Regions from separate parts of the Homo sapiens genome. Here region 2 is linked to region 1. The links are chromatin loops, found by intact Hi-C in ENCODE. Cell type or tissue: dorsolateral prefrontal cortex. All regions are shown on one strand. Each heading gives the region's core, and the rest is flanking DNA. Links, peaks and the distances in the headings are about the cores only. Region 1 holds the start of NIM1K (NIM1 serine/threonine protein kinase). Region 2 overlaps CCL28 (C-C motif chemokine ligand 28).

The links. A loop is a pair of places that touch in the nucleus more often than their neighbours do. Peaks named below come from ENCODE experiments on the same cell type or tissue, not always from the same donor. Only the 100,000 strongest peaks of a DNase experiment are listed, where the experiment ranks them.
Region 2: a loop joins it to region 1, with 4 times the contacts of the local background. A loop is called at or near these places in 3 of 110 quality-filtered maps.

The regions. Positions count from the first base shown.
Region 1 is chr5:43,186,033-43,195,357 of GRCh38, forward strand. It overlaps NIM1K (NIM1 serine/threonine protein kinase), which reads left to right and starts at 6,193. Exons shown (of 4, transcript NM_153361.4): 1 at 6,193-6,379. RefSeq lists a silencer at 6,034-6,173 and an enhancer at 6,509-7,218. In dorsolateral prefrontal cortex, for the core only: no CTCF peak of the experiment used is centred there; DNase peaks (open chromatin) are centred at 6,089, 6,789, 7,475 and 8,118; H3K4me3 peaks cover 4,630 bases; H3K27ac peaks cover 4,898 bases.
Region 2 is chr5:43,384,246-43,393,881 of GRCh38, forward strand. CCL28 (C-C motif chemokine ligand 28) reads right to left here. Exons shown (of 3, transcript NM_148672.3): 2 at 4,105-4,231. Among named protein-coding and RNA genes, the nearest start is that of CCL28, 23 kb to the right of the region's middle. RefSeq lists an enhancer at 2,734-2,803. In dorsolateral prefrontal cortex, for the core only: CTCF peaks have their summits at 5,650 and 5,851; a DNase peak (open chromatin) is centred at 5,686.

The DNA.
Region 1 (9,325 bases), core at 1,326-9,325:
TCACCTGAGGTCGGGAGTTCCAGACCAGCCCGATCAACATGGAGAAACCCCGTCTCTACTAAAAATACAAAATTAGCTGGTCATGGTGACGTATGTCTGTAATCTCAGCTAGTCGGGAGGCTGAGGCAGGAGAATCGCTTGAACCTGCGAGGCGGAGGTTGCAGTGAGCCGAGATGGCGCCATGACACTCCAGCCTGGGCAAGAGCGAAACTCCATCCCCACCCCCCACCAAAAAAAAAAAAAAAAAAGTTAAAAGGCTAGCGTGCTCCATTAATTGCTGTGGGCCCGACAAAGGTAGCTTAGGAATTCCAGATAAATGGAACAAATGGTGGCTTGCTAGAAATGCATAGGAAACAAAATAACTATCCATAGAACCAAATTAGATCCTTATCTATATTTTTTTAAAAAGTTGCCAAACTGCTGATGCATTTCTCTACAATACTTCTTACTTTACTTTTATTAAGACTAAGAGCTTTAACTGTGAAAATGTTAATTAGCCAAATGTCTCCAATTCTCTATTAGGTTTTAAAGAATATTTTATTATACAAACTTTTCCCATAGTTTTCTCCCCTACTTAATGATTCCTTACTACATCGTTCCATAAATAACCTTTCCACATCTGTAATTTGAACTAACTTTTTGTTTTTTGTTTTTTGTTTTTGAGACGGAGTCTGGATCTGTTGCCCAGGCTGGAGAGCGGTGGCGCGATTTCGGCTCACTGCAAGCTCCGCCTGCCGGGTTCACGCCATTCTCCTGCCTCAGCCTCCCGACTAGCAGGGACTACAGGCGCCCACCACCAGGCCTGGCTACTTTTTTTAAATTTTTTTTGTAGAGACGGGGTTTCACCGTGTTAGCCAGGATGGTCTCCATCTCCTGATCTCGCGATCCGCCCGCCTCGGCCTCCCAAAGTGCTGGGATTACAGGCATGAGCCACCCCGCCCGGCCTGAACTAATTTTTGGATAACTTCTGAATTAGACAAAATTATTCTTTTTCTCACTAATAACATAACCCTTTCTGGCACATTTTGTAAACAGAATTATATGTTAAGGAGAATTCTTATCCTTGGTAACTTAAAACTTTTGTGAGACCCTAAAAAGCAAGAAATCCTCAACTATCAGATACGGGCATTTATACATAAGAACAATTCCACAATTTTAGAAACACATTTCCCCATATCACAACCCTTTCTTTTTTTTTTTTTTTTTTTTTCTGAGATAGAGTCTCGCTCTGTCGCCCAGGCTGGAGTGCAGTGGGCAATCTCGGCTCACTGCAAGCTCCACCTGCAAGGTTCATGCCATTCTCCTGCCTCAGCCTCCGGAGTAGCTGGGACTACAGGCGCCCGCCACCACGTCCGGCTATTTTTTTTTTTTTTTTTGTATTTTTAGTAGAGACGGGGTTTCACTATGTTAGTGAGGATGATCTTGATCTCCTGACCTCGTGATCCGCCCGCCTTGGCCTCCCATAGTGCTGGGATTACAGGCATGAGCCACCGCGCCCGGCCACAACCCTTTCATAATTGGAAATGACCCAGATATTAAATGAGCGTCAGAAATAACTCTAAAATTTTAATTTACACAAAAAGTTTACCTAAAATATTTATTCCATTCACTATACTCAATTCTTTCACTTTTTGTTTGTGTGTTTGTTTGTTTTTTTGAGACGGAGTCTCACTCTGTCACCAGGCTGGAGTGCAGTGGTGCGATCTCGGCTCACTGCAACCTCCGCCTCCCAGGTTCAAGCTATTTTCCTGTCTCAGCCTCCCGAGTAGCTGGGACTACAGGCACACGCCACCATGCCCAGCTAATTTTTGTATTTTTAGTGGAGACGGGATTTCACCATGTTGGCCAGGATGGTCCCAATCTCTTGACCTCGTGATCTGCCCGCGAGTAGCTGGGACTACAGGCACATGCCACCATGCCCAGCTAATTTTTGTATTTTTAGTGGAGACGGGATTTCACCATGTTGGCCAGGATGGTCCCAATCTCTTGACCTCGTGATCTGCCCGCTTCGGTCTCCCAAAGTGCTGGGATTACAGGTGTAAACCACCACCGTGCCTGGCCAATTCTTTCACTTTTAACAAGGGAGCCAGGAGACATCAATTAACATGTAAAATGAACATTGGTTAGGTCAGAAAGGCCAGGGATGCAGCTTGGGGCTTCCAGGTCACAGGTAGGTGTGAAAGGAATGGTTGCATTCTTTTGAGTTTCTGATTAGCCTTTCCAAAGAAGGCAATTAGATATGCATTTATCTCGGTGAGACTGAACAGAATATGAGGCAGGCCTTCCCCAAGCAGCTCCCAGCCCAAATCTTCTCTTCAGCCTAGTAATTTTTGGGGGGCTCAAGATATTTTCCTTTTATAAATTACTCTCATTCGTCAAAAGAAAGCACACAAACCAAGATTATTTTGTTTTGGCTGGGATTACAGTTTTATAACCTTCTATGCCAAACACTGACATCTCAAAATATCTAGCAAAGACAAACATAAAATTCAGACAAAATGTATGCTGACAGTTCCGAAGGCATTTTTATTTTTATTCCACCAATAATTTTAAAGCTAGCTTATATACACCATGGAATACTATGCAGCTATAAAAAAGAATTAGTTCATGTCCTTTGTAGGGACATGGATGAAGCTGGAAACCATCATTCTGAGCAAACTATGGCAAGGACAGAAAACCAAACACTGAATGTTCTCACTCATAGGTGGGAATTGAAGAATGAGAACACCTGGACACAGGGTGGGGAACATCACACACCCGGGCCTGTAGTGGGGTGGGGGGAGGGGGGAGGGATAGCATCAGGAGATATACCTAATGTAAATGACGAGTTAATGGGTGCAGCACACCAACATGGCACATGTATACATATGTAACAAACCTGCATGTTATGCACATGTACCCTAGCACTTAAAGTATTTAAAAAAAAAAAAGGGCTGGGCGCGGCGGCTCACGCCTGTAATCCCAGCACTTTGGGAGGCTGAGGCAGGTGGATCACGAGGTCAGGAGATGGAGACCATCCTGGCTAACACGGTGAAACCCCGTCTCCACTGAAAATACAAAAATTAGGCCGGGTTTGGTGGTTTACACCTGTAATCCCAGCACTTTGGGAGGCCGAGGTGGGCGGATCTCGAGGTCAGGAGATCAAGACCACGGTGAAACCCCGTCTCTACTAAAAATACAAAAAATTAGCCAGGCGTGGTGGCGGGCACCTGTAGTTCCAGCTACTCAGGAGGCTGAGGCAGGAGAATGGCGTGAACCCGGGAGGCGGAGCTTGCAGGGAGCCGAGATCGCGCCACTGCACTCCAGCCTGGGCAACTGAGCAAGACTCCGTCTCAAAAACAAAACAAAACAAAAACAAAAACAAACGAACAAAGTAGCTGGGCGTGGTGGCATGCACCTGTAGTCCTAGCTATTCGGGAGGCTGAGATAGGAGAATATCTTGAACCTGGGAGGCAGAGGTTACAGTAAGCCGAGATCACGCCACTGCACTCCAGCCAGGGCGACAGAGTGAGACTCTACGTCAAAAAATATATATATATAAATAAATAAAATAAAGAAAAATAAAAACAGGGTCACCATTGCTAGTTTTAATTCTTTCAGTTTAATTTTTTTTTTTTTTTTTTTTTTTTTTTTTTTTTGGAGACAGAGTCTCGCTCTGCCTCCCAGGCTGGAGTGCAGTGGCGCGATCTCGGCTCACTGCAAGCTCCGCCTCCCGGGTTCACGCCATTCTCCTGCCTCAGCCTCCCGAGTTGCTGGACTACAGGCACCTGCCACCACGCCCGGCTAATTTTTTTTGTATTTTTAGTAGAGACGGGGTTTCACCGTGTTAGCCCGGATGGTCTCCATCTCCTGACCTCGTGATCCACCCGCCTCGGCCTCCCAAAGTGCTGGGATTACAGGCGTGAGCCACCGTGCCCGGCCTTTCAGTTTAATTTTTATTGGATTTAACGGAAATAAGAAGGAAAGCAGAAAAAATTGCTAAACCTCAGAAAAAGGTTTTTTACAAGAAATATTAGTTCTTACAAGTTTCCTATAAAGTTAAGAAAAAAGGGATTTTAATAATACTAGTTGTTGTAAATAAGTGATTCAATTTTAAGCTATCAATTCACCCCTGCTGTGAAAGATACTGAAATCGGCACTCTCAAACCTCTTGATTTAATTATATTTGCATTATCATAAAGTCAGTGTGCAGGTTAGTGCAAGAGAAAATTCATGAACAGAAGGTAGATCTGAAGAAATTACCTAGAATGTAGCACAAAATGTTAAAAATCTAGAGAATCTGAGAAAAGACATGAAATAGAATGAGAAGGTCTGACACACATAGTATAAAATAGAGATTCCTGAAAGAAAGATAAAAGTTGGGAAGGGTTCTGTTATGGACTAAATTTTTGTATCTCCCAATTCATATATTGAAATCTTAACTCCCAATGTGATGGTATTAGCCTAAAGTGTTCAGTAACCTTTTAAGCTACTAGAACCTATCATCACCTCTGCCTTGTGCATGCTCTTTGGGGTGTGATGGTGAGGATCTATGTCACAGAGAGCCTCTGTCAGATTGGGTGTTTGAGGCTCTTGGTTTCTAGGCAATTTCTCTATGAAATTTTATTCTGTTTATTTGAATTCAAGGGTCTTTTATATCTTTAAAAATATGTAGAGTTTCTCCCTGCATTTTATTGCATTAGAAAGAAAATAGACTGATGGCATGTACTATTTTAAAGATTACTCTTAAAAAAAAAAAACAACAAACCTCTTGTCTTTTGAGGAGGGGATGTCTCTTTAAAAACAAATTTTCTCGAGAGAACCCTTGTTCTACATAAATAGATGACCACTCTCAGAAGCCAAGGAAGCAGTTGTTTCAGGTTCTTTCAATTTTCTTTCCAATCTCAACCGTCAGTGCACGGAGCTGTCCAAGGTTTTTATTTCTTGCCCTTCCCGTTCCTGACCCCTTTAATCATCACACAAACAGGCAGCAGAGACAAAGTAATGAAGAACACCAACTCTGGAGTCAAACAAACTGGGTTAGAGTCCCAGAGCCAGCATTCAACAGTTGTGTGATCTCGATCAAATCCTGTAACCTCTCTGGGCTTCAGTTTCTTCATCTATCAAAACAAGGATGACAGTAACAGTACCTAACCCATAGATTATCATGAGGATTTAATCAGTTACTCTTTGTAAAAGAGTTTATTACAATGCCTGGCAAATAGCAAAAAAGGAATTTTGGGGTTCCCTAGTTTCTACCATAAAAGAATTGTAGACATGGGTTATGTTGCTACTTAACAGTTTTGCTCTTGTAAATATTGCTCTGGCAATCAATACAGGATGGAGAGCAGGAGGAAGTAGAAAGAATGCTCGCAGAACTATGACTTAGGGTGTCTAGTCCTGGCTCTGCCATTAATCAGTTGTGTGACCCTTGCTAAGTTAACTGACCCCTCTGAACTCAGTTTTTTTTTTCTCTCTCTGTAAAAGGAAGGGCTTAAACTTCAGTAAATAACCGGTATGTTTTATTTAGTATTTTGCGAATCCCATTTCCAACTCTACGTTCAATCCAGTGACGGTATTTCTAGTTTATAAACTAGAAAAATAATCTTTGGCATCTGAGGGTCACAGCCGAGAGTATCTCCCTAGCAGGAGATTAGGGAGCCAGTGACAAAGTGGCACCAGGGGAACCGATGTATGCCAGGAATCCAGACAGAGGGTGACATTAGCACTTCTTTCTGCAGAACCTAAACCCTGCCCGACTCACCCGGAGGAGCTGTCACGGTGGTTTGCTGGAAACCCCCTTTCTGTTGGGAGGATTACTGGGTCACGGTTTCCCAAGGACATGGAAACCCTTGCTGAAGCGCTGGAACCGCTCGGCACGAGGCGTACGTCGGTGGGAGCTGTGTCAGCCCGCTTTCGGCCGTGTAGCTGCTCCCATCCAGACTCTAGAAGGGGTCCTCTTTGCGTCAGGCCCAATCACCCCCCTCCCCGAGCGACTGCACTGGGTGTCCCTGCGCCGCGCGTCCCCTCCCTCTCGCCCCTCCCTCCTGGCTGCCATAGAAACCAGCTTACAAGGTCCAGGCCGGCGTCCGGGTGCACTACAGGCCCCCCGTCCCTCCTTCCCCACGCCAGCCCCTCGCTCCGGATTGGTCCTTCAGGAAACGCTGTGGGGCGTCTCGGTCCCCGCTGCGGAGCCGGCCTAGGCCGGAGGGCGGGGTTTGCCCTGGGCCGCTGCCGGTCAGGTCGGCCGCCCCTGACAGCTCCGGGAGCCTCAAGCGCGACAGCGGCGCCCTCACCTCGGGACATCCACACACCGACCGCTCCTGCTCCAGAGGCAACAACCCAGCGCGCCTAGCCTGGCGCCGTGCAGCGAAGCCCAAGAGCTGGCCTCGCCACGAAGGTAAGCGAGGGGCTGGGGGACTCGCCGCCAGCACCCCCACCCCGCCACCCTTCCTCTGCTAGGCTGCAGACCTGGGTGGCTGAGGAGGAGGCGCCTCTCCTCCCCGCGACCCAAGGAAGAAAGGAAGCCCTGCCACGGGGTGTCTGCGAAGTGGGGTCAGAAGAAGGTTAGGCGCTTTCTGGGGCGTACCCCCACACCTGCCCAGGCCGATCCGCAAGCGAGAGGAGGGGGCATTAGAGCCAGGGCGAGAGCGTGCTCGCGCGTGTGTGCCCGTGTCATGTGTGGTGCCCGTGTCATGTGCGGCGCCCATGTCTATGTGCGCGCGTGTGTGCACCCATGTCTCTGTATGGTGTGGACACTCGTGTCTGCGTGCGCGTCCACACGTGAGCCGAGGAGCGCAGCTTAGCGCCTAGCGTTGCGCACAGCGGGTGCGCTGGACCAGAGCCCTAAGGCACCAGACCAAATCTGGAGCGTTTGTTACAAGGGCAGAAGACCGGCGTGATCTCCCCACGCGCGCCGGCCGGTGCTGCTGGTGGAGAGAACTGACATCTAACGCATGTGGCCCAGGAGAACAAAACCTTCCATTGCACCCCACGCCGCGACTCTCCCCAGCGAAAGGTGCTTCTTTTGGAAGACCGCACGAAGTAAGGAAGAGCCTCTTTTCCTCTTCCTGGATATCCCTCCAGGAATATTAGAAGCTCCAGGACTCCTTGATACGACCAGGAAAAGATCGCAACCGGGTCTTTAAAATATCGATTCCAGCCAGCTTCTGCGTGCTTGACACATCTTGGCAGATGGAGAAGTCAAGGCAATAGATAACATGGGCAGCAAAGATTCTGCTATAGCACTTCTTTCCTTTCTGTTTTTTCCTTCCCTCCTTCCCTCCTTTTCCCTCTTCTCCCTCCCTCCTTTCCTCCTCCTCCTCTCCCCTTCTCTTCTCCTCCTCCCTCCCTCCCTTTCTCCCTTTCTCCTCTCTTTTCCCCTTCCCTCCCCTGTTTTCGTCCTCCTGAGTACAGTAGACAAGAGGGCTCTCTGTCTACCCCCCCTCCCCCACCCCATTCCTCATCCCGTTTCAAAATAAGAGCGAATGAATCACATTCTAAGCTCTTACCCGTGCAGTTCTGACAAGTTTGGAAATTACACAAATCGCGTTTGCAATTGAGGCCGCGGGAATCCAAAAGGGAAACAAACGAAACCAGATGAAAAAAAGTGATTCCAAGTCAAGATTTCAAATGGAAATCTAAGGTGAATATTTGTTTATGGTAATAAGATTTTTTTTAATGTTTGAAAAGTATGTATCACACTAGCTTGCATCATCAGTATTCAATGTGATTCACAGAACCGCTTCAAAAGATGGTTTCTGTTAGTGTTGCAACAGCACTTCTAATTCTGGTTGTCATGGTTACTGAAGAAGTCGCCCTGCTCTATTGAGAGGCTGTCTAGTTAGAAGCAGGAACTGTTCTCCAGAGGACCTTCTCTTGTACCCTCGTTGTCACCATGGTAATAATTGAGTTTATGAAAATGTACTTACTTTTTCCCTTAAAGTACTAAAATCCCAAGGCATGTTGTTGTTTTTTTTATTTTATTTTTTCAGAGTTTGCAGTCCATGCAACACAGCTTTCCGCTCAGACAAATGAGAGTAAACACTGCCCTCCAGCAAGTTAAATGGCCCCAAATAGTCATGCTGCCCAGCTCTCTTCCCACAGCTCACTGCACGAACAGAGGACAGAGGAGGGTGTTAGATGTTCCACGAATCCTGGCCTGAGCCCAGATCGCCCTCGCCATTTAGCATTTACATTTGGAAGCCTAATTAGCTTTCTAATTAGGAGATGGGAGAATGTAGGGGGGGATTCCTGCGAGAGGCTAGTGGGGAAAAAGCTGAATCCAACTCCCCATGGACTGGTGTTTGGTGTGCCATTGAATTTGCCTAGTAAACCCTCATGGGTTTATTTTTAGCTGGACCACTGTTAAATGGTAAGCCTGGAAAAACCTTCAGAGAAGCCTCCTTCTGTGTTAGGAAAAAATGTGGATTGGATATTTGGTTTGAGGTGTGTGCTTTTTTTCTAACTACATTTAAAATAAAGACAGGTTTATATGAAATCTGAATTCCCCAGTAATAACTACAGATAGGTTATAGAGCCCTTTATATTCTTGGTTTAACCCTAGGTTTTTAGTTGAAAAGGTTTAATTTGGGGCAAGCAGTGGTACCATTTCAAATACTTTTATCAGCAAATGTTGGTTTCTTTAAAGAACCGTAATTCATTACACATCCACGATTTCTGAGCTTCAAATTCTAACATTGATAGCATGTGATTAGACAGCTTGAAGCCCTCAGACTTACAGTTTTGTTTTATTTTCTTTTCGTTTTTAGAGACTGGGTCTCGCCATGTTGCCCAGGCATGTCTCAAACTCCTGGGCTCAAGGGATCTTCCTGCCTCAGCCTCCTGAGGAGCTGGGACTACAGGTGCATGACAGACTTATCATACATTTTTAAAAAAACAAAAGCAAAGATTTTTGTCTTAGTAGGTTAATGTTTTTGTCACATATATAGTTTCATTTTGAGAAACTTAAAAATTAAAATATAACATTAAATCCAACTTCATTCTTTGAATCTGATCACTGTATTTCTCTAGGGATTAAAGAGTTTTAATTCATTGGTTGATTTTCTTTCACTTGTTGAAAGGACAAACTGTTCATAAAATTTGTTTCATTTTGTATTTTGTCATTTCCTATTGTCATTCTAGAAAAAGGTCTCTAGAATTGAAGTTTTAATTTTCAGGAGAAGAAGAAAATATTCAAATTGCTTATGAAGATAATAGTCTACAACTTGAATTAACCACATCATAGTTCTTAAATTACTTTCTCTCAAGAACTTCAAGGTTAGCTTAGCCATTATTATACAGCATCCTGAGGAATATTAATCAGTTTTACAGATGGACAAGTTGT
Region 2 (9,636 bases), core at 1,182-9,181, 200 kb after region 1:
GATATAGACAGAGGATTCAGAAAGGTGGAGGACCATAGGAAAACAGGCAACAACTAGCATGTGGGCTTTTTCAAAGACTTGCTGGTGAGGCAACCTCTCAATGTAATTCAACTGGGGAAAAAAATCAGCTACCAGAATACAGCTCCCAAATCTGAGATCCCATGATGTTTTAGAATCCTAAAGTTTAAAAACTTCTTAAATCTCTACTTGGATCCCATGTATTTTCCACCAGGATAGAAAGAGATGAAGTAATGTTGGAAACGGGGCTGGCCTATTCCACATTCCTTCCCCTACTCGCAATTCCATAGTATTCTGATGGGCACCAATCCCCACCTTCCCAACGGTGAGTTTGTAGGTGGAGAGTTTTGACTGTAAGAAATCCTGAGGCCAATCCCCCTTTTTTTTTTTCTTAACCCTCAGGAGGATAGCTGGAGATAGTCTGATGGACGTAAAGGGGTGGCCCTGCCATAGAGATTATACCTTTAATATCCCTTAAACTTTATTTCTTTACCCATTCCTCTAAACACAACAACGCCTCACAACCACATCTGAAAAACTACTCAAGCCTTCCAGATAATTCTATTTAAAAACCTCAAATTTTCTCACAACAAAAAATGTCTGTTTGATTCAAGAATCCTCAGGCCTCTGCCCAACATAAACAACTTTTTTTTTTTTTTTTGAGACGGAGTCACCCAGGCTGGAGTGCAGTGGCGCGACCTTGGCTCACTGCAGGCTCCGCCTCCCGGGTTCACGCCATTCTCCTGCCTCAGCCTCCCGAGTAGCTGGGACTACAGGTGCCTGCCACCATGCCCGGCTAATTTTTTTGTATTTTTAGTAGAGACAAGGTTTCACCGTGTTAGCCAGGATGGTCTCGATCTTCTGACCTCGTGATCCGCCTGCCTCGGCCTCCCAAAGTGCTGGGATTACAGGCGTGAGCCACCGCGCCCGGCCATGATAAACAACCTGTTATTGTATTTATGTTCAGAAACATTCAGAAGCTCATTAATGAAGTCACTGTAGAGGAGTTTGAACAAGAAAACTGCTGTCTCAGGCATCAAAAACTACAATGACCATTTATAAGGTATAAAACATAGGACCTATTTCTAGGCAGAAAAGAAAGAAGCCTAGTAAGTTTACCGTACGTTGACTTATATTAATTAATTGTTATTAGTAATACATGCTACTTGGGAATTACATTTCCAGTGTTAGCAATGCTTTCTGCATCTTAAACACTTTCTCAAATCTTAAAGTCTTTATACCCAGTCAGGGATAAGGGACTACATTTTAGATAAGTAAAGACATGCTCCATACTAAACTAATCTGAAAACAAGAGAATCTTTATCTATTCTTGTTGAACATCAGGAAACACAACAGACAGGATCTGTAATTTATGGTTAAAAAAATACTACAGAATTAAATTTAATTTTATTTGAGATTAGGTCATAACAACTCTGTATTTTTCAGCTTTCTTAGCACAGAGAGGTCAATTTACAAATTGTGCTTGAATAAAGTAAATATTTTTAGATCCAACTGATTGGCTTCCTAGTTCCTCTTTAATTAAAATTGAGTCCTTTTTAAAATGAAGACTTATGTTTCTGATTATATTTTCCCTTATCACAGCAAAACATCATTTCTGTTCCTATGCCTTTCAGATCTCTGACACCTGCTTATCCCAAAGAAACATCCCTGAAAATCCTGTTACCAATACCTTCCCTGGATAACCTCCAGAATCTCTTATACACCCACAGAAACTTCCTCTGTTTTTTTTCTCCAAGCCTTTCTGGGAGTCCTATTGGAGCCCTTACAAGCTTCAAGCTTCAAGTCTGAGGTGATATGTGCCAATAAGGTGGAAGGAATTGAGAGGAGTTGAAAATTTGGAGTTTCTCAGAGCAACTGGAGCAGGTTCAGACAGATTTAGTGCAGCTGTGTCCACTTGACACAAATATCCAGCTGTTTCTAACTACCTAGAGCATTGTCTATCCACGCATTGTCTATGAATTTTTTACTTTCCAACTATTACCAACAATATTCTTTAAGATTAAATAAAAGACTGGTAGAATCTTGGCCAGACATGTACCAAGGAATTTTTCAAAGAAGTTGGGAACTTGGAGCACCCCTCAGAATCCTCATTGGTATGTAGCCCCTGGAGTGCCACAGATGATGCTGGTTCCCAATGACTAAACCACCTGAGCCAATGGAGCCACGTGGTGGCTTGAACTGAGGAGATGCTGAGAAAATTCTCAGGCTTCTCCCTTCTCCCACAAAGACACTCATGCTTAATACAAGTTTGAATCAAGAATTGTTTCCTCCCCTACATCTGACCCTGAGTGTGACCTTTAAACTTTATTTGATCTCAGAAACTTTGAGAATCTTATAAAACCTATGGACCCTCTAAAAATGCTCACAGGTTCATACACAAAAATTTCAGGAAGTTCACAGCCCCTAACCTGATGAAAGTCTATCAACAGACATCTTACAAACTCTTCCTCTGAACTTTTAAGAACGCTTATCTTGGAGCAGTTTTTCCTCAAAATTGAATAATGGATAAATCCCTCTGAAAGGGGGGAAAATATATTTCAAATTCCAGAGATCATCTCAAATCATTAAGATGATCTGCAGAACCCAGCTGGATAAAGAGTCCCCTTGAGACTCTAGGCAGACAGAACCCATTTTGTCACCACTGCATCCCCAGCATATAGAACAGTGCTTGGTGCATAATTGTTAATTCATAAATATTTGTTGAATTCACTGAAAGAATAAGGTTTCTGAGTGACTCAGGAGCTCAGGCATAAGCAATGGGTTTATTTATAGCCCAAAGAAAGGAGCACCAAATGACTCACTAGCATCACCTGGAGCCACAAATGGTGTTAAAACCAGCATGCCAGGGAGATGCCTGATACTCGGATGCAGTAGAGTTTGGAGAGGGTATTTTATGGTTAGTCCCACCACTGCTTTAGAATGACATTGGAGGTGTACAAGTGTTCTGAACTAAGAGACCTGGGTTCACATCCTGTTTCTGCAATTCACGAGCTGTACACAAGTGAACCGTGTAACCTGAGTCACAGCTTTCTCCTGTGTATGATTGGGAGATCATTTATGCTTTCCTCACAGCATTGTTGTCAGAATCCAGATTTACTAAATACCAATGCAGTTCAGATGTTAGAGCCTCCATAGAAATGTTAAGTACATATACAAACAAAGCTTTTAATAACTGAGCCAGGGGCAGGGGTGGGAGGCTTCACTGTGAACCAACACCACAGAATCAAAAGCAGAGATTGGATTGGCATTTCTGATTGGATTGCATATAGCACTGTGACAGGTATAGATATTTCCACGCTTCTTTTTGAACCTTTTCTTTTGTTTTTCTTTGCCTTTTTGTTGTTGTGGTGGTGGTGGTTTTTTGAGACGGGATTTAACTCTGTCACCCAGGTTGGAGTGCACTGGCATGAGCACGGCTCACTGCAGCCTCGAACTGGGCTCAACGATCCTCCCATCACAGCCTCCCAAGTAGCTGGGACTACAGGTGCATGCCACCATGCCTGGCTAGTTTTAAAGTTTTTTGTAGAGATGGGGTCTCACCATGTTGCCCAGGCTGGTCTTGAACACCTGGGCTCAAGCGATACCCCTGCCTTGGCCTCCCAAAGTGCTGGGATTACAGGCATAAACCACCACACCCAGCCTAACTTTTTGAACTTTATAATATGCTCCTGATGAATTCATAAAGTAGAAATGACAGCAACCCATATACTAAAAAAGGTTAAAAGCCATGAAATATAACAGAGTTATCTTTTGTTTGGGGTTTTGTTTTGCTTGGGAAAGTCATGAACACTTTTTGGTGACTGGGGGAATTTAGTCCTAACCACAGCACTACAGGGTGGAAGTAGATGGTGTGCTGGTATGGGGCTCAGGACATCTTTGGACAGAGAGACTATGAATTTACTCCAGGGAGCCTGGGGCCTAATGGACAGAATATTTACTCTTCCCTCCCTTGTTTGGATGATTGTTTGTATGTTGTAATCAAGCAAAGCCTTTCCAACCTATTATTCGTTGGGCAGGGAAATAATCACTGTGCAGGTTTAGACCTCCCGGCTGATGAGCACTCACATGACAGCAGCCAAGTCACAATCCCCATCAGCTCTCTGGATGCGACACATATTCACTCTTTCCAGGAGCCTTCTGGAAATATGATGTGAAACCTCCGTGCAACAGCTGGAGGCAATGGGAAGTATGGCTAAAAGAAGAAAAGAAAGAAAATGTTAAATTTTACGGTTTATAGAACACTGGCATGGTTCTCATTTTAAAGATTTCAGAGAAACAATGTTAATCCACACAAACAAGGGGCAAACATGGCTTTGTGAATACAGACTTGGGGCAGGACATGTTCCCACTTTCTGGAATTTAAGCTATATTTGTGAAAGAGAAAATGTAAATTTAGGCAAAGACACAAAACAAGTGAAAGAGATGAAAAGAGTTACAGACAAGGATTCTGGTGGTACTGCAGACTGATCAAAGATGAAAGGAGTGAGGTCAACACGGTGTTTCATGCATTTTGGAACTGGAAAAGCATCATTCGTTCAGCAAACATTTATTGATTGCCCATTCTGTGACAGGCCCTGAGCTCTGCATTCAAAGTTGAAATAAGGCATAATCTGTCCTTGTGATGCTTAATAGTCCAGTGGGAGGCAGGCCATAATAATCCCAACACAGCAAAATAAGTGTTAAAGAGTTATGTTCAAAGGGTTATGGGATTATACATGAAAGAAGCCAGATTCGAAAGGCCATACTGTATGATTCCCTTTATATGAAAGATCCAGAATGGGCAAATCCATAAAGACAGAAAGTAGATTAGTGGTTGCCAGGGGCTGGGGGGCTAAGGGATGGAGAGGGACGAGTGAAAGGAGGGGACACGGAGTGACTGTGAACAGGTACAAGATCTCTTTTTGGAGTGATGAAAATGTGCTGGAATTAGATATTGGTGATCACACAATTCTGTGAATATATTGAAGACCACTGAATTTTATACTTTAAAATGGAGAATTTTATGGTTTGTGAATACTGGTTGTTCCTACATTTATTAATGCATTTATTTCCTAAAACTGTTTCTTTCTTTAGCTATGCTGTGCTGCCTAAGTCAAACTCTTAATATCCTGAACAAGGTATTGGATTTATCACGTATCCACCCATTCATCCACCCATCTCACTATACGTGAATCACTACGCTAGACCCTGAAGGTAGAAAGATGAAGCGTTACTAGCCTCAAAGATTAGCTGTGGCCCAAGCAACTCTAATAGGAAACATACTTTCAGAAGCATGGTAGCAATTAAGAATCACAAGAAAATCTGTGTGTTTAGGAATTTGAGTTATCTGAGTGCTGATATCAATTCAAACAGTCTTAAGCCAGAAGAGTACCGGGGGCCTATATATACTTAGTAAACTGGATTGCATTTCTCAAATATTAATATAAACGTAGGATGGGCTCAGCTGGAGATCACTTGATCTAAGTCACATTAACTATAAAAAGGCAAGAAGCAGGCCAGCATTTATTACATGTTAGTAGGTGCAACTAGTGCCCTCCAGAGGAAGCAGAAAATATAAGAGGCCAGGAAACAACTTTGGAGAGAACATGGGAAGTTAGGCAATGGAGAATGTAAACTGGGTAGTTCCGAATAGGGCAACTGTAAAATTCTGTTAGATAACATCGCCCCCTAGAGGTTCCCTCCTGCAGCCTCCTGTCAGAATAGTTCCATTTTTAAAAAGCCATCAGCTACTTCCCTTTATTTCAATTATGACTCCAGAATTTCTATATAGGAGAGATTTTGGTGTGTCAATTAGGCTGAAAAAGATGATTATGTGACATTTCTTCAGCATTTACATAGTTTTGTTCAGATGATACTGAACAATGGTTGTTGGAGAGGTTGTTGGGGAGGCAAGCTGATAAGAGGTCGGGGAGGCCAAAACCTGTTTGCAAAGACCACCTTGGTCAGGTATATAATGGAAAATAACCAGCTTATGTTCCAGAATTGGAGTTCACACAAACACAAACCTGTATGATGGAGAAGGGGTTCCCCTGAAGAGAAATATGTGACTATTACTGAAAATAAGAGAAGTCTTGCAGAGTGGGCTTAATAAAGCAGCGGAGTCCAGAGGTATGAATGAGCAAGGATCTGAGGTATAATGCAAGACTTTGCCTGATCCACCCCCAACTGCCTCCCTAACCCCTCCTAGAGGTGCTCCCTTTGCTTTGGGAAGGGCAAAGCCCAACAGATCCATCTGGGAATTTCTCTGAAAAGTGATTTGTGAGATCAGCAGATGCGTTTCCCAGCTGGCCTGAGAAGCAGGCACTGAGGTCAGCTCTCTGGAGAAGTGGGCAACCACCAGTGGGTTTCAAATGGATCCAGAGCAGCTGCCCAACAGAGGAACCACAAAACTGGGAGTAAGGGTTCTGATTATGCAAGGGATCATCCCTCCTACACTATCAGGTCAACTTCCCCCAGACTCTTAGAGGGAAAGTACCCTTCTCCAGGACCCACTATTTGAGAATTGTCAAGAATATTTGGATTGAGAAATCCTGCAGCAACTTTGTAATTACTGCCAGGCAAGAAAGTGGGGACCCAGAACATCACAATTTCTACTCACCAACCAGTGAAGCCCAGAGTATAGGAGTTCCATGGGTAGCATCTGATGTGTCTATGCAGTGAATTGAAATCAGTATTTAAATCATATTTGAATCAGTTTGCTCTGGCATTTTTGAGATTGTATCAACTTTTGCTCCATTAAAAATAATGGTGTGCTTCTGTAGAGTGTGTGTGAAAGAAAGTAGGGGGAAAACATTTCTAACATAAGAGAAAATGTGGCAAGGGCTATGTGATAAACAGAATGGTATCTGGAACACTGAAAGGCAGAAGCGATAAATTATAGAGACTTGGGTCCATCTTTATCAAGGTGGTGGCATTTGAGCTGAAAATGTGAAAAATGGATAGAATATGAATAGGGCAGTAAATATAGAGGAGACAGTGGGTGTAAAGATACAAATGTGGAAAAAGGCAGATTCATGCAAATTTGGTTGGAATATAGAATTTATGAATGTAAGTTGTAGGAGGATGACATGAAAAGTATTTTGAGGCCAGACAGCTTTATATTTTATACCAATAACACGAGTTCAGTAACCTCTTTCTATGGAAACTTTAAAAATCAAGACATGACAATTCACCTAAACTAATACTTCTGTGGAAATGTAGATGTGAATAAATAAATGATGACTTAACTACTATTCCCCTTTCCTTGTGAAACATTTCAACACAGAGGAACTACCAAGAATAATAAAAACACCTATATACTCATCACCCAAATGTTATTAATGTTAAGTCTTTTCCATATTTGCCTTCAGTCTTATTTTTAAGTAACTGTTTCCAGTACTTTACTGTTACAAGCAAGGCTACAACAAACATCCTAATGATAACAGACATTGTTTGAGTTCTTACTGTGTGCCAGGCACTAGTGTAACTGCCATGTGTGAATTAATTTAAATAATCTACACAGCAACTATATGCAGAAGAAAGTATATTAATCACCATTTTATAAATGGGTAATAATATGCAGAAAAACTACATAACTTCCCCGAGATCAAAGGGCCAAGAAATAAATAGTGGGGCTGGAATTTGAATACATACATTCTGGCACTTTTTAGGCCTTTTGGTTATACTTTATTTGCTTTTCTAGATGTCTCCTTGGGGCTTGTGTGAGAATTTCTCTACAGCAGTGGTTCTCAAACTTTAATGTGTATCAAAATCAAATACCTCTCTTACCTCAGGTTTCTGATTCAGTAAATCTGAGGGGAGGCTTGAACATTTGCATATCTTATTATTTATTTATTTATTTATTTATTTTTCAGATGGAATCTTACTCTGTCACCAAGGCTGGAGTGCAGTGGCGCGATCTCGGCTCATTGCAACCTCCGTCTCCGGGGTTCAAGAGATTCTCCTGCCTCAGCTGCCCATGTAGCTGGAATTAAAGGTGTGTGCCAACACGCCTGTTTAATTTTTGTATTTTTAGTAGAGACGGGGTTTCACCATGTTGACCAGGCTGGTCTTGAACTCCTGACCTCAAGTGATCTGCCTGCCTCGCCCTTCCAAAGTGCTGAGATTACAGGTGTGAGCCACCATGCTGGGCCAATATTTGCATATCTAATAACTTCCCTGGTGATGTTGATACTGCTAGTCCTGGAACACATTTGGAGAACCACCGTTCTTGAAAAACAGATTTACACATGGAATTGCTAGGTTGTAGGATATATGCATCTTTAACTATATTTCATACCAGCAAATTGCTCTACAAAGTGATTATACCAATTTACACTCATACCTGCAGTTGATGAGAGTTCCATTTCTGCACATCCTCAACAACTTTTCATAATGTCGTTTTAAAATGTTGCCAATCTGATGGGGTTGAAATTGTACCTTAATGTGGCTTCATTTGTGTTCCCCTACTGGTAAGTTATTAATCATTCACATTTTCTCTTTGAATTGCCAAATCTTATTTTTGCCAGCTATTTTTTTACCTTGATTTTTAAAAAATTATTTATAAGAACTCATAAAATATTTGGGATACTTATCTCTTCTCAGTAATTAGAAAATATTTTCTCCCCCTTGGTAAGTGTATCTTTTAACTTTGAAGTATTTCCTTACAGTTTGCCATTTATGTCTTATTTAGCAAATCCTCCCATAGTCAGATATCATAAAAATAACATAATAATAATTTTGTTTTAAAAAGCAAAGCTTTTTTACCCCTGTAATTTATTTTTTATAGATTGTGAGTCAGAAAAAAAGTTTTTGCATGAGAATACCTATTGTCTCAGAACTATAGTGGTAAATGAAATTTTTTTCTCCATTTACAAAGGGCAAAGAAACCACTTCCCCCTTTATTCCATACTTTTTAAAATGTATGTATTTTTTACTTAAAAAGTCTTTTCAAAAGATGGGGGTCCTGCCATGTTGCCCAGGCTGGTCTCCAAGTCCTGGACTCAAGGGATCCGCCCACCTTGGCCTCCCCAAATGTTGGGATTACAGGCATGAGCTACCACCACACCCATCCCTTTCTTCCGTTTTTTTTTTTCTTTTCTTTTTTTCTGAGGCAGAGTATCACTCTGTTGCCCAGGCTGGAGGGCAGTGGCACAATCTCGGCTCACTGCAACCTCCACCTCCTGGGTTCAAGCGATTCTCCTGCCTCAGCCTCCCAAGTAGCTGGGACCACAGGTGCCAGCCACCATGCCCAGCTAATTTTTGTATTTTTAGTAGAGGTGAGGTTTCACCATGTTGGCCAGGTTGGTCTTGAACTTCTGACCTCAAATGATCCACCCACCTCAGCCTCCCAAAGTGCTGGGATTACAGGCGTGAGCCACCGCGCCCGGCCTCCTTTCCTCCATTCTTAAGATGAGGTTCTTTAAAGACATAGTGTATCTTAATCTTTACTTTTGGATTGAGATAAATCTCTACAAGGATTAAGCCCACTCTTCAGTTTTTGTAATAATAGCTATATATATCCAAGGCCAAGGGCCAAATAACCTCCAGATGTATTTTTAAAAACACCTCTGGATTTAGCTCAGGGTCTCTCACAAGACGTGTAGAAACTGTCACAAG